Linked DNA regions of Homo sapiens: region 2 is linked to region 1. Evidence: chromatin loops called from intact Hi-C (ENCODE). Cell type or tissue: Caco-2. All regions are shown on one strand. Links, peaks and the distances in the headings refer to the core of each region. The heading gives the core; the rest is flanking DNA.

Evidence for each region. A loop is a pair of places that touch in the nucleus more often than their neighbours do. Peaks named below come from ENCODE experiments on the same cell type or tissue, not always from the same donor. Only the 100,000 strongest peaks of a DNase experiment are listed, where the experiment ranks them.
Region 2: a loop joins it to region 1, with 4 times the contacts of the local background. A loop is called at or near these places in 21 of 110 quality-filtered maps.

The regions. Positions count from the first base shown.
Region 1 is chr5:128,901,266-128,909,614 of GRCh38, forward strand. The region is part of intron 6 of LOC105379168 (a long non-coding RNA gene); the gene reads left to right. Among named protein-coding and RNA genes, the nearest start is that of SLC27A6, 60 kb to the right of the region's middle. In Caco-2, for the core only: a CTCF peak has its summit at 4,456 (motif pointing right); no DNase peak of the experiment used is centred there.
Region 2 is chr5:129,047,346-129,055,694 of GRCh38, forward strand. No RefSeq gene overlaps it. Among named protein-coding and RNA genes, the nearest start is that of ISOC1, 43 kb to the right of the region's middle. In Caco-2, for the core only: no CTCF peak of the experiment used is centred there; a DNase peak (open chromatin) is centred at 4,126.

The sequences.
Region 1 (8,349 bases), core at 298-8,297:
TACAACAACTCACTCATTATATCTCATGGTTTTGTGCGTTGGGAATTCAGGCAGTGCTCAGCTGAGAGGTTTTTCCACTGCATGTGGCATCCACTGTGGTCACGTGGTAGTATTCAGTTGGCAGCCACTCTGGTTTGGAGGGTCCACATGGATTCACTCTTATTCCTGTTTCCTGGGGCTACCTTTCTTCCTCCCCCTCCAACGTAGCCTCTGGGCTTCTCCACACATTCTCTTCCTCAGGTTAGTCAGATTTCTTACTGCCCTGGCCCAGGGCTCCCAGAGACTAAAGTGAAATGTGTCAATCCTTTTTAGGCTAGACCTAGAACTAGCTCAGTGTCGCGTCTGTAATATTCCTTGATCACAGCAGTCAAAGACTGGCCCAGATTCAAGGGGAAGGGACATTGTGCTCAGCTTCAATGGGAGAAGTGTCAAAGAATTTGCAGCCATCTTTTAAAAAACCACATATTGTCACAAGAGGCTCAGGTTAACATCAGAATATGGGTGCACAGCCGTTCACTTACTGTTAAACCAAATAGTATCAATTGTTTATCCTTACTCAAAGATGGCAACACTAATTATAAATGGTGAGTTTCATCGCAATATAAATATTTTACCTATTAATCAATAGCTGTTAGCTATTAATATAGCTACAAATAGTGATTAGCATCATCTATGTGCAAAACACTGGCACTGTACTAATTGCTATAGAGTAAAAATATGAACCAAAGCTCCTAGCTCCAGAGCCAAGAATTTAGTGAGAAGATAATCATGCTCAAACAAGCACAAAAACAAAGGAATGGTATTCACAGGGATGGTTACCATCCAGTCCTCATTCAAGAGTATGTGCAGGCATGCTTATGATCGTAGGAACACTGAAAATTAAAACAACTTAAGATGAATACATAAATATCACGGCCATATGACATTTTATATCCTTCATTGTTAATCTTCCAAAGCATTCAGCTGTGGTAATATTATTTAATAATCGACCACATAATTTTAGGACTAGTTAATGTTTTTATTTAAGAACCTTCTATTTATTCTTAAAATTAAAGTCTTCTATAACTTTAGAGGGATAAAGATATAATTTGTAAAATGTGGCATTAATAAAGTTGGACTTACAGAGCTGAAAGAACAAATGTATTGTGTTAAGAGATAAAGCCACTTGTCTGCCAGACACATGAAATCCTATAGAGACTTCTCACACAAGTCAGGCACACACACACAAGCATGCAAATGCACATACACACACAGAACATTGTAGGTGTTCTCATTGTGACTTTGGCTTATGATTATCCCTATATGCAAAAAAAAAAAAAGGCCGGCCTCAAAAAGAAAAAATGGAAAAAGCCAACGTTATCTGCTCTAAGAAAGAACTGGTCTGACTCTATGCAGCTAGATAGTAGCCCTACAGAAAGAAATCTCTAAAAAAGCATTAGCTTTAAATCTTTAAGGAATTATGAGATTTTTGTCCCTCCAAGAAATGCATCAAAAATTGGAAAACAGTGTAGAATAGGACCAGAAGGTAAAAGAAGAGAGACACTACTAAATGGATTCTATCTCAGGAAAGTTAAGGTTGAAAGCCAGAATCTCAAATGGCAAAAGGTAACCCGGCAATTCATTCTAGAGTTTCCAATAATAATAAAACCATCTTAGGCCCCTCCTAAAAAAATTGTCAAGGGTCATCTATGCCGATTAACTTGGAAGAATACTAAGTGAAGGTGTTACAATGTGGTTCTCACTTCACATTTTCAGTGTATTTATCTTTTACTTGACTCAAAGCAGATTACAGCAGAAATATCACTTGACAGAGATTGCAAAAATAGCCCATTTTTTTCTTTCTCTTTCTTTCTGAGGGTTGAAATATTTCTAGCTAGTGCCGCAAAATTGTTCCCACTACTCTGCTTGGCATGAGGAAAGAGATAGACATGGGATAAATTATGGGCTTATCAGTAACCAAAAATGGAGTTGGTATTACAAATTCATCTAACTTATTTTGCATATTTGGTATTCCTGGTTGGTAGTTATTGTTGTAATTATTATTTAGATGTGTAGTTTTTTGTTTTATTTTAAAATTATCTTCATTGTTATAAAAACAATCAATTTTATTTTTAGAAAAAAGATGGGTAAAAAATGATAAAAGTAATTCACCATCTAGAGATAATTCTGTATATATTTTTTCTGTTTTCTAGTCTTTTGAAAATCTACATATGCATGTATAGGATCATATGTGTAGTGTATATAACTGTATGTAACTACACTGAAATAAATAGGGGAGGGTTAGAGTTCAACATCAAACACGCTTAACATTAGGCCATGTGGGGTTCAAAAGAACTTGTACATCAAGTAGATCTGAGTGGAGATGGCCAGACACTGAGAGGTGTCTTCGATTGAGTTGCAAGAAAAACAATGCAGAAGTAGAAGTATGTGTGAAGGAGTTTAACTGGAGGTAGGTGGGGCTGCTGCTCCTCTCCTTTCACCTATACAGAGTTGGGGAAGCAGGATTGGGTAGACAGGGAAGCAGAACTGAGAGGTGTTTGCAACAGAGATCACAGTCGATCCAGCGGGGAGGTTGGAGCTGAATAGTCCATCAGGGGACCAGGCTTCAAAAAGAAGGAATTTGTTTTTTATTTTGGAGGGAATGTCTTGACGTGCCCCATCTATTAGGCTTCTAAAATCTTAACTTAGATGTATTGCATCCTCAAAATTTTGTAAGATTTATTTCCTACCTAATAGAGTCCTCCCATTCATATGCTACTTTTTGAGATCGAATATTTTAAAAAAGAAACATATAGGGTGCAAGCTGTCTTTTAATAAAGGCCCCCAGAAGGAATCACTCAACACTTATGCTTCCTTTTCATGGGCTAGAACTTAGTCATATAGCCATGTCTAGAAGGCTGGGAAATGCACTCTTCATTCTGGGCACTGAGTGTGCAAGTGAATGTTGGGATTTCTGTTACTTCTAACAGACAAGGAGTGAAGAGTAGATATAGGAGGCCCGCTGGCCATCTCTGCCATAAACACTGAAATCTGTTTAAATTGAAACCAAGGTTAAACAACGGGTAGTTACCATTATAGAACCAAACGTAAATGTAATACCTTTTGACAATATAAAAATACTGTCTAGTAGATGACATAAGATTGGTCTGTAAGATGCACCATGTAGCAATCCATTGCAAAATAAAAATGATGAGGCCGTGTGTGGTAGCTTATGCCTGTAATCCCAGCACTTTGGGAGACCAAGGTGGGAGGATCACTTGAGGCCAGAAGTTCAAGACCAGCCTGGTCAACACAGAGAGACCTCATCTCCTGGACAACATAGAGAGACCTCATCACCACATACACACATATATTTTTTTTTAAATTTTTTTTGTTATACTTTAAGTTCTGGGATACATGTGCAGAATGTGCAGGTTTGTTACATAGGTATACATGTGCCATGGTGGTCTGCTGCGCCCATCAACCCATCATCTACATTAGGTATTTCTCCTAATGCTATCCCTCCCCTAGCCCCCCACTGCCCGACAGGCCCCAGTGACACACACAATATTTTAAAGTGGTGGATCTGGGGTCAGGTGTGAGCAGGAACACAGAGCGCTATATAGATGAGTAGACTTAACTTAAATGTCTTGCTTTGTATGTTGAACTAAGGGAAAATTATGTGAATCTGAAGGAATGACTCTGTAAGATGGTTCAAGTAAACAAGGAGTCTTGCACAATTTTGACCTCTTGATGGCTTCTCCCAGACTTTTGGTTTGCTGGCCAACTTTTCTTTCAGATGGAGGCAAAGGTTAAATCTGTGACTAGGTGTTACCATAAAGCAATCTCTCAAACATTTTTTCTCTTAAGACAAATGTGTCATAATGACATACCATAGGAGATGTTCTTTAACACTCCAGGAGACAAGGGAGTTACTTTCCAAGATAGATTAATTCGCTTTCTTGGGAAGCTTCCCCTCAGGAATCCTATTCTTCCAAGTACACTGCTCATAATTACCCAGGCAACCAGTCCATTCAAGTCATGTAGGGCTAAATAGTACAAAAGTGGACTGGGGAAGAGTGAAAACTATCATTGTGTATCTTGTATAACATATAGAAAGCAATTAAACAAGAATGAAAGACAAGATCTGCCTAAGTAGAGAAAGAGGTTGAGTTGGGTATTACACGATATTGAGATTAAGCTTAAAATTATGTATTGTGCATTGTGAAAAAAATTTATGTATTGTGAAGTAATTTTTAAACAGTCAAGCTGATAAAGTCTTTATTTTCATAATTTACACTTTTAAGTTGCTTTATACAATGTTAATTTAATTCAAAGGTATTTAATCTTAAAGATCAGTTATAAAGCATACTTTTCTCTCCCAGGACACAGATGTGGTCAACTAAGAACGTGGGTAGTAGTCATTAATACAGTCAAATAATAACACTTTTCTCCTGTACCACAAGATGGCAGCACATGCAAGGGTGCCTATTTACAGTAATCATTTGTGTATAGTTTTAATGTCTCTGGGTTTTGGATGATTTAAAGGGTAGCCTTCTACCTTCTAGAATATAAGTAGTTTATATTATTGCTTTTTTGTTGTTGCTTATTATTATTGCTTATTTTGTTGTTGTTCATCTTCTTAAGTTCAAGAGCAACACGTATTTTTCCCTCTATAATATCAGATCAAAATTTGTTCTTTTACAAATTAAGCTACCTGGTCGGGGGGGGAAAAAACCTATTTACTTTTAGGCCCATGAGAGGATATATCCTTCCTCACAAATGTTATTTGACCTCTCTTTCGATTTAGACTCACAAGAGAAATAATCTCAAATTGCTGTTCCCTCTATAAAGTTCTTCCCCTAGATTTCACATTGCTTTTTCAAGTTTCATAGGTATCTGCTCAATTCATTTCTATGAAGACCTCCATGATTGCCCTGTAAAAAAAAAAAAAAAGACATCATAACACCATTTGTACCTCTAGTATTCCTCTCCCTCCCTGATTCTAATTTATTATTGTCAACCAATCTACCATACCTTTACTTATTTATTTGTTTATTGTTCTCCCCTAGTAATATGTAAGCTTTGCAAGAGAAAGGATTTTGTCAGGCTTGTTCATGGTTGTATCCCCAACTTCCAGAATAGTGCCTGCACTTGGTGGGTATTCACTAAACATGTGTTGAAAGTATGTATTGCCATAAAGGTTGGAACAATTGAAATAATTGTAGCAAGATGGTAGGTGTATTTAAACAGAACAAGTGTCATAAATAAAAGAGCTCTAACCTAAGGATGGAGAGGTAGAAGTTCTCATTCCTGTTCTACGCGACTACTAAGGACCCTCATGCTGCCATTCAAACTTCGTGGTATTTGGGTTCTATTTAGTCAATATGGATAATAATATCACTTTTACTCATATCCTGACATAGATGTGAAGCTCTGGTTATGTAAATTAAGCAAATATGAATAATAAAATTATTTCTTTAATTTTTAATGATTTGAGATCACAGAGAATGAAGCTAGTTCTTTCCCTTCAATAGCGGCCATGATTTTCCAAACATTCCTAACCTCTAATAAAGAAAACTTCCCAAGGTACACAAGGCCTCTCTTTTCTCTCTCAATCAAATATCATAATTCTTGCTTGAGGTTCTGTAAGTTATCTCCTTGAATCTTATTGGTTTTTATTAGACATACTGGCAAATACAGAGCAAATGTACAACACAAAAAAATTTCACAGGCACAAACTCGTGACTGACATTTCTCCTGGTGAAGAACTTACATAAATGAAGTGGGAAAATATTTTAAGAAATTAATGCATATACTGTCTCCTACCTTATGATATAACTGCTTACTGATCTCAAACTTGGCAGCTCAAAGAAAGAGTGTCATCTGCTTGAGGAATAGTTTACAGTAGGAGAAAATCATGCCACTTTTTTCAGCTTTTAAGATCAAGGAAGATCATTGTCTATTAAATAAAAAAATAGTGGAGATATGACATGATTAGAAAAAACAGGTTTATATTTCTGTTCATAGACTAGACAAAATAATTCTGACCTGAAACAGAAGAGGGAGAATTGTCCAAAGGTAGAGGAAAGTGAAGTGCATCATGCCTTACAAGCTACCTTTTGATTTGGAGTGGAAATTCTGCCAGCCAAATCTCAAATAGAATATGTCACATTTAATTATATCACCCTTTTGTCTCATTCTAGCTTTTTTGCACTTGAAAGCACTCACAGATCATCTTTTTGCTATTAAATGTCTTGACTGACTTAGAATCAACTAGATCAAAGTGATTCAGAGGTTAAATATATTAATATCCATGTCATCTTGGACAACTCATTTATCATAGTCTCAATTTTCTAACGTGGAAATTAAATCGATTTATTCTTAGGCAAAATGTGTATATATCTGTGTAAGAAAATATGCTCATATACTAGATCGATCTCCAGCATTCTCTCTCTTCTTTTGTCATTCTATATCTGCTTCTTTATTCTTAATAACATGCTCTAGATGCCTCCTATCCAAAGCAATCTCCACATTACTCAGATGCCTCCAAACTATTTCCCCTTCTCATCATGAATTTATTCAGAAGAATAGTCTATACCTACTACCTTCATTGTCTCCCTTTCTTCATCCCTAATTTTCCATAATTCCTTTGTAAAATCTCACCAGCAATATCACAACTGCCAAATCTGAGGAACTGTTCTCAGTCCTCATCTTACTTGACCTTTTGTTGCAAATGAAATTGAATTTTAATTTTACCTTGCAGATCTCTGCTTGGGTCTATGACATGTCTTTGTCCTAGCTGTCAATAGGCCTCTCTGAGCACATTTTCTCCCATTCTTTTGCTTGCTTCTCTTTTTGCACTTGTTTCTCTTAAAAGTTGGTGTCTCCCAGGGTTCTAGCTTCCAGTCTTAACCCACTTCTTTTGTTCCATACACCCTCCCCACCCCAAACCCAGGATAATCTTGTGGTCTTCACCCATAATATATGTATTAGTGACTCCCAATTCATTCTCACAGTCCTGGCCATTCTTTCTGGTTCCCTGTAGATAGACCTCCTTTGCTGGTTACTCTTCTTTTCTCTGACTGTTCAATATTGGAGAACCACAGGGCTTAGTCATTGGACTTTCTTTCCAGTTATATTCCCTCCCTTGGTTATCTAATTAGTCTAATGGCTTTAAACCATGTGATGATTTCCAAATTCATATCTCCAGTCAAGACTTTCTCCCTCCACTCTAGACCTCAATGCCCCCTCAATATTGCTATTTGAAGGTCTCATAGGCTTCTCAAATTTAACATTGCTAAAACTGAACTCCTGGAAATTCTGTCTTTCTGATGATTCAGGTCAAAGACTTGGGGTTGCCTATGGCTGCTTCTTTCTCTAACATCTTAAGTTCTCTGTCTTCTTTTCTTTCTTTCTTTTTTTTTCTTTAAAGACAAGGTCTCACTCTGTCACCAAGGCTGGAGTACAAGGGTGTGATCACAGCTTGCTGCAAACTCAACCTCCCTGGGCTCAAGCATTCCTCCTACCTCAGCCTCCCAGGTTGCTGGGACTACAGGCACACACCACCACATCCAGCAAATTTTTGTATTTTTAGTATTTTTTGCCATGTTGCCCAGGCTAGTCTCCAATTCCTAGACTCAAGAGATCCACTCACTTTGGCCTCCCAAAGTGTTGGGATTACAGGTGTGAGCCACCATGCCTTGCCTGAACTTCTAATTTATCAGCATACACTGTCAGTTCCATTGTCTTAAAACATCCAAACTCCTACTGCTTTTCTCCATCTTCACTACTGTCAGCTGGGTCCAAGATACGCTCACTCCTTGAGTGTATTAGTGCAATAGCTTCCTAACTGGTGTCCCAATTTTGCCCTTGTCCCATTAGTCTGTTCAATACAACATCCTGGGTGACCTCATTAAAACTCAAGTATGATTGTATCATTCTTCTGCTCTTAAACACCAGTGGCTTTCCCTCTCACTCAAAATAAGGTAGAAGCCCCAAAAATGACCTCAATGCCCTACAACATAGGCATATGCTCCTTAGTTCATTGGTCTCATTTTATATTAATCCTCTCTCCCTTCTATTTGCCACCCCCAACACTGCCTCCCTGCAACCTGAACACTTTCCCCCCTTTTCTCTCAAACACTAGTTCCTCTTCTCTTTCATGTATTGAGCTTCTGGTTGTTCCTTAAACATATCAGTAAGGCCTCTCCATCAGGGTCATTGCACCTGCCTGGAATACTCTTTCTCTAGATAACTGCTTTGTCTAGACTCTCACATTTTTTAAGCTTATGCTCAATTTTTAGCTTTTCACAAAGGCTTTCTCTGGCCACCCTATTTAAAATGTTAGTAATCTCCAACATGACTATC
Region 2 (8,349 bases), core at 57-8,056, 150 kb after region 1:
CATTTCCATTCGTTGGTTCCTGATTCATGAATCCCAGCTATGAGAGAAAGATATTGTACACTGACTTAGATAATATACAACTTTCTGGAGAACTCTGCCCCAGTCCTGCAAAGTATTGTCACCTAGCTGGCACTATCACTATTCCTTCAAATGGATATTCCACTGTCCTATCAATCCAGCTGCTTCAGGATGGTGAGGAACATGATAAGAACAGTGAATTCCATGAGCCTAGGGCTTTTGCCATGCTTGTTTGTCTGTGAAGTGAGTTTCTTGGTCAAAGCAATACTTTGTGGAATACCATGATGATAGATAAGGCATTCTATAAGTAAACAGATGGTAATTTTGGCAGAAGCATTGCATGTAGGGAAGACAATCTGTATTGAGAGTATCTATTCCAGTAAGGACAAAATGCTACCCCTTCCTTGAAAGAAGTGAACTAATGTAATCAGCTTGTGACCAGGTAGCTGGCTAATCAGCCTGGGGAATAGTGCCATGTTGGGCCTCAGTGTTGGTCTCTGCTTCTGGCAGATTGGGCACTCAGTGGTGGCTGTAGCCAGGTGGGCCTCAGTAAACAGAAGTTTATATTGCTTATCCCATACATAATTGTTATCCCTGCAACCATGGCCACTTTGTTTATGAGAATGAGTGGCTGGGAAGGAGGATGACTGGTAGGCCAGAGATCAGGTCATTATATCCATTTGATTATTAAAAATACTCCTCTGCTGAAGTTACCCCTGATAAGCATTTACATAGAACACAAACATCTTGACCATTCAGAATGTTTATTGACCATTCAGAATGGCTTCTTGACCATTCAGAATGATCCATCTGTACACCTCTTTTTAAATTTCTTTGTCATCAATTTTCCAATAATATTTCTTAGTCCTTGACCATCGAGCAAAACCATTGAGTACAGCCCCTAAATTGCAGATATCCAATTTTGGGTATTACTTGCCGAACCATCTGTAAGCCAGGCTGACGTTTTCACTTCCTCTGTCAACTAATCATAGGTAACTATACATGAAGCTGAGAGTGCAGAGTGGGAGAGAGAAGGCAGTGTAGCAGGAGTCGGGACCATGTACATTCAGGCTATTTATTCATACAAATTACTTGTGTGTTCAGAGTTTGCTAAGGGCCTGATAACCTATATATTACTTCTATTTAATGACGGAGTGCTGCTGTGGTTGCCCATATGGCTTGATGGGCCAGATAACACCTTGTTCATGATAGGCAGCTCAGGTCACATTGTAACTTGGTGGCCAATGATCAAGTGTGCATTTTCTAACACTTAGCAGCAGGCCTGTAATTCAACCATAGGGACCTGCCAAAGGCTCCAAATAGCATCCCTACATGCCCCTGATAAATCAAGTATCACTGGACATACTGGATCATAAGGCACAATGATCTGCTGGCAGAGCAGCTTGCACAGAAGCCTAGACTTGTTGCAGAGCCTTCTCTTGCTCTGGGACCCACTTAAGACTAGCAGCTTTTTGGATCACTCATTAACCTCGCTAGAGCAACACAACCAAATGGGAACTATGACAGAAATAAAGTCAAATGACAAATGAAAAACTAGGGGAAATATCTGCAATTAACATCACAGATAAGGGGTAATTGCTTAAATGGAAATCTCTTCGGTCTTGTTTAGTAAAAGATAAGTAACACTGTAGAAAAATGGGCAAAAGACATGAACATAGACAAAAGAATCCCTAGGGGTGTAAAAAAGTCCAACTTTATTTATTGTAAGAGAAATACTTATTGAAATTACACTTATCAAGGAAATGGGGAATCAGATGGTCTCATATATTGCTCATGGGAACATAAAATTATATAACTGTATGGAAGTCAGTTCAGCAATATCTATCAACACTATAATACCATGTGTCTTTGACCCAGCATTCTCATTTCTGGGAATGTATTCAACAGATGCATCTGTATTTATAAAAGAAGAAATATTTACAAGGTCATTAATTCGAGCATGATGTGTAATAGCACAATCTTGGAAACAATCCAAGAGTGCATTAATAGTGGCTGCTTAAATAAATTATGATACATGCATCAAAACTGCAATAAAAATTAAGCAGCTCTCTGTATATTAATTTGGAAGGATCTCCCAAATATATTGTTAAATGGAAAACTTCAGGCATTAAAGATATATGTTGAATCATAAGATATTGTGGATATGATGCCAGCTTTACGGCTGCTCAGACTTTGGCCTACATCTGCTGCAAAACCCTTTTTTTCCTCTAGGACCCATACAAAACCCAAAAGTCTTTTGTACTACTTGATAAATAGGTCAAAGCAATATTCACCAGTGTGAAATTGTGCAATTGCTCCCAAAACCCTAGGAGACTTCCCACATGTTTTACTATTTTCTTAGTGGTAAGAGGTACAAGAAATAATACTTGTCCTTTACTTTGGAGAGAATATCTCAATAGGACATTCCTTACAACTGGGCTTCTGTACCTCTAAAAACTTCACTGATATGTCAGGCCCTTGAATCTTTGTAGAATTTCTATAAAGATTGAAACTTCTACCTTCTAAAGTTAATGTAACAAATGGAAGCAAGGCTTCCAACATAGTTGACACTTTTTTGGATTATTCTGTAGGATGATACATACATCAAAACTACAAGTAAGCTACTGTCATCCACTATGATCCCTCTACTTTATGCAGGCACCAAACTGATAAATTGTTTGGGGATGTGATGGAGACTACTACCTCTGCAACCTTTAAGTCTGTAGGGGTGGTACAAACCTCCGTCATTCCTCCAGGGATGTAAAAGTCATTTTTAATTTTGTTGTCTATCTTAGGCTGAAGACACAGAATTCAAGGGCTTCTACTTGTATTTTCCTGCTACTATTGATCTTACTCTTTAGGTGAAGAAAGCACTATATGGTTTGTGCCACTTGCTTGGTGTATTCATTCCTATTGTATGTTTTAGAACTGGGGAAATGACCACAGGGTATGTCTGTGAACCCATCTGAGCCACTGGGAAGTCAATAATCACTTTAACTGCTGAATCTTACTTACTCCTATTCCAACACATGGGCCACGATTTACTGCAGTTCTCAGTACATTAAAATCAGCCTTTGATTCAACAGTCCTAAAAAGCTTTGGGTATGCTTTTCCCCTAAGTAAATGGCCATAGGTCTCTGAGGAGAATAGGAATTTACTACTCTATTTAATTGACCAAGTATTACAGGATCCTTCTTCATGGGGACCCAGGCTCTTCAGTCAAAAAGGGGTTATTGTGCAGTTCTTAAGGGAGGCGGCAGCAAAAGTAAGAAATACTGGTTGGCTTCCCCAAATGCTCCTTTAAGCAGTGTGAAGATGAGGGAGAGGAGGAGAATATGAGAAATGGAATTCCTGCCAAAATCTAAGTTGTCAGGACCAAAAAACAGAGGGGAAAGGTGACTTTCCAATTTTAATTTTTAAAATAAGTAATATCCTTAGGAGAATGTAGAAAAGAGGAGTTCAAGAAGAATGGGACTTCCATCTAGAGAAGAATTTTTCTGGCCTTAGCAAAGGAGAGACGTGAGAAGTGATAAAAATATTTCAGAAACAAAATGAATACTACGACTCCAATGTTGGCAGGAAATTAGTGAGAAAGCCGTTGGACTTCAAGAGGTCTGGAGGCTGGGAATGAGGAGCATTTCAGTGGCTAACTGCATGGATCTTTGGGAACCAAATAAAACAATGACCGTTTCAGAGACTGTTGCATGGCTGGTAACCCAAGGCTATCTTTCATCAAATGTCTTTAGTACACTCTCAAGAACTTAGACCTAATGCCCATGGAAATTGTAGGAGAAAGGAGGCCAAAATTGCCTGAAATTAAGTATTGTTCTCTTGGTTTTTAAAAGGGAAATTAGATTAATTGTGGTTAGAAGTAAAATTTAAATTCCCTAGAGAGTAGCTTAATTCTTAACATACAGGAAAAATTGCCAGAGGAATCTTTACACATAGATACTCAGAGGATCATCTATCAATCAGTTGTACTTCTTGGGACTTCTAGTGTGATGCACAAGGTGGATCTCTTAGAATTGACAGATATTTTGCCTCTTTCTCTGTGTAAATTAGGGCTGGAATGGGAGGAGCAGCCAAGAGATTTCATCAGCCACAGTGTGCATGATGGATGAGAACACGGGACACATACCAGTGAAGGGCAGGTCGTATAATAATGTTATGCTAACAGAGATTGGGAATGCAAATAATCAGGGAGTTCATGTGCTATCTTTTTCACCATGACTCTACTTTGCGCTATTTATTGAATGTACTATTACTTATGAGTGGATGTCTGAGCCAAAAATACGCCATTTTCTATAGACACAGGTTTTAAAAATTGTGGAAAATTAAATTATCAATATATTAAGAGTTGCAGTATTCAGACCATATATTATATTCTTGTTCAAACAAGCTAAAAATATTAAAGATGATACATGTAAGCTTATGCCAAAAATGCCAAAGTGTAATGAACAAATTCCTGTTAGACTGAGTTTAGTAAACAAAAAGGCACTTCTTTTTTGATGTTACCACAGAAACCCAGTAAGGGAGAAATGTGATCTAACTGGCTTAAATAAAAGATAATGATGAAACCTATTTTCATAAATTTGCATCAGTCAAATATTTTGATGATTAATAAGCAAGCCAAACTATTATACTTATAAAGAAAGTCTATAAATGATCAAATGCCTTTTATCAACATCAAAGTATCTGATTTTTCTATTTCCTTACCTTCACAGCCTATTTAAATAAAAAATGAGAACATTATTTTAAGCTATTATGATCTAATTGTGTGCTATATGAAAGCATAAAAAGACATTCGGATCAAATGGAGTTTGCATTAAAAGAAATCAACTGTTTTCCAGAAAATGGGGGGAAGTTCTATATATATTATATAAAAGAACAAAGTAATAAATCAGGTTTCTTACATGCTTTATAGAAAATGTTACTTATCGACACTGGACTAAAAAAAGACTGTGCGTAACCCATAGATAAGCCAACTCTTATTGTGATAAAACATCAGACAAATCCAAATTGAGAACATTCTACAAAATACCTGACCAGCACTCCTGAAAACTACCAAGGTCAGTAAAAATGAAAAATGATAACTAAATGTAATATGATGTCCTGAACATGGTTCTGGAACAGAAAAGGACATTAGGTAAAAACTAAGGAAAATTGAATAAAAGTAAGAACCTTGGTTAATAATAATATATTAATATTTCTCATTAATTTTAACAAATATATCACACTAATTTAAGACATAATAATAGGGGAAAATGGGTGTTGGACATATATATGGCTGCTCTCTATATGGCCCAATTTTCCTGTAAATATAAAAGTATCCTAAAATAAAAAGTTTATTTTTAAAAAATTCCCCACCTCCAAAAAAAATCTTATAAATCTGTTTCATGTACTGTAGTATGAACATGATTTCAGAGGGTGAACAGTTAATAAATGTTTATATGACAGTTCAATAAATCAATCCCCTTCTCTAAGGTTTTCAGGTTTACTTTCTGGCACTACGAGATACTCTAGGCTCACCTTGCTTACTACTTGCCCCAGTCCAGCCATCAGCCATTCCTGTTTCCTTTTATTGGAGAATAGAAGAATGTAAGGACTGGGTTGTTACTGGTGTTTTGTTGCTTCTAGGCCCTGACAGCTGGCTGACAGAACAAGGAAATATACCTGGTATATTAACCTATGTATATACACATATCTATGAATATTTCTTTGTGTAATCATATATATTTATATTAAGCTAAACATCAGTTCATATTTAGGACTCCAACTCTAAATCATTACCCTGTGGGTCATTCCAGCCTTCTGTCTTTGTATATCTGCAGCCTCTCAATCCATGGATGTTCTTTTACTTGGTCATCCTCACCCCATGGTTCAAGGGTATAGTAAGTATTTAGTGATTCTGCATAAATGTTCTGCATATCAATATTCAAGTATTTGTTCAATGTATATGATTTTGATTTAAAGTTATCAGCTCCAAATGAAGGCTAGGAGGCTAAATTAAACAAATTAAATTGGCTAAAGTTAGATCTTTTTTTAAAAAATATATGTTACTGAGTAAGCTTATCTCTATAATTGGAATTTTAATTTTATCTACTTATATATTGGGCAATTTTGGAAAATGTATTGTCTTCATGTAGGACAGATATCATTTGAAGATATTCTATAAACTAAATAAAATAAATAATAGCAATTGTTCTTGATTATTATTGACAGTGATTTTTTTTTTTTACTTTTTAAAAATGTTTCTGGTCAAACAGTGCCATCTGTCTACTGGCCCACATTGCAGGTGCATAAGTTTAACACTGTAGCAAATATTTGCTTTAATTAATAATTTCTGAAAATTAGATTCACTGGCACCTTGACTTTATCTGATGTCTAGCAATTATGAGTTCCTATTTAAACTCATAAGTTGTTTCAAGTCATAGACTTCATAAATGAAGTGAAACTGGAGTCAAGATTTCTCTGTTCTGTGTCATCACAGCTTTGCCTTTTTACTAGCTGGGTGACCTTAGCAAGTCACCTCTCTGAGCCTTGTTTTTTTCATTTGTAAAATACAGATTATAAACCTACCTTAAAAAATGTTGTAAAGATGAAATTAACAAAAAATATAAAGGCCCTGAATACGCTCAACAAAAAAAGTTTGTTTCATTTATCTACAGAACATAAAAATTGTTTTTAGCCTTCATTTTACAAAAACAGAGATGCCCATTTTTCTAATTTCAGGGTTATATTGTACAATGTCATTTCAATTGAATGAATCAATGGACACATTAATTTAGAAGAATAATACTTAAATTTACAGCCATTGACTTATTTGGACAATAATTGACTTTATAGCAGTAGAAATAATGAAAGATACATTTGCTTTCCCATAAAAATGTGATTTTAGTGGAGAATAACGTTCCTGAAGGGATGAGTTCCCAAATGTTATTAATCAATATATTATAGCAATGAGCATAATTAACAAAACAAATTATATTCCTCAGTATTGTTCATCACAAACCTATCTAAATTATATATCAAATAATCAGCAAGTTAATACAGAAATGAATAGCATATATAACATTTATTTACTTTTACTTAGACTCCAGGGAGAGGGAATGTGCTCAGTTGGGAAAGGGTTGAAGGAGGGACATGAGAAGAAATGAGTTGGACATAAGAAATTTAGAGGCCGGGCGCAGTGGCTCATGCCTGTAATCCCAGCACTTTGGGAGGCTGAGGCGGGTGGATCACCTGAGGTCAGGAGTTTGAGACCAGCCTGACCAACATGGAGAAACCCTGTCTCTACTAAAAATACAAAATCAGCTGGGTGTGGTGGTGCATGCCTGTAATCCCAGCTACTCGGGGGAGGTTGAGACAGGAGAATCACTTGAACCTAGGAGGTGGAGGTTGCGGTGAGCCGAGATCATGCCATTGCACTCCAGCCTGGGCAACAAGAGCAAACTCAAAAAAAAAGAAAGAAATTTAGAAAAATACTCCTTGAAGCGCCATGCTGATGGAATAGTTCACTGGAGTGTAAGTGGCAAGATACAGGGTAAGAATCTCTAACTCCAAAAAAACAAAACAAAACAAAAAACGTAATGAAGACCCAATTTGTTTAATTTCCTAAGCCTATCTTAAGTGGTAGCAGTGATAATGATAATGATGATTTTACCCTCTTCCATTCATAAGGAACAGTAAAGTTTGTGTAATTGACCTTCGCTTGAAGGGTAAAACTTGTTGGTCTTGGTATTCTCTTCAATAGTGACTTATTAAGAGTGAAAATGAGAAGAGGAGGTGGAGCAAGATGGTCAAATAGAACCATTCACTGATCATCCTCCCTGCAGGAACACCAAATTGAAAAACTATCTACATAATAAAGCACCTTCATAAGAAGCAAAAATCAGGTGAGTGGTCACAGTACCTGATTTTAACTTATATCCACTGACAGAGGCACTGAATGGGGTAGGAAAGACAGTCTTCAATTGTTGATGCCACCCCTCCGCCATGTGGCAGTGGCCACATAGGGCAGAGAGAGAATCTGTGCATTTAGGGAAGGGAGAGCACAGTGATTGTGAGACTTTGCATTGGAACTCAGTTCCGCCATCACAGCAGAAAGCAACACCAGGCAGAATTCAGCCAGCACCGGTGGAGGAAGTTATTTACGCTAGCCCTAGGCAGAGTAGAATCGCCCATCCCAGCAGTCGGAACCTGAGTTCCGGCAAGCCTCACTACCATGGGCTAAAGTGCTCTGGGACCCTGAATAAACTTGAAAGGCAATCTAGGCCACAGGGACTGCAATTCCTGGCCAGGTCCAGGTGGGGTGCTGGGCTTGGAGCTAGT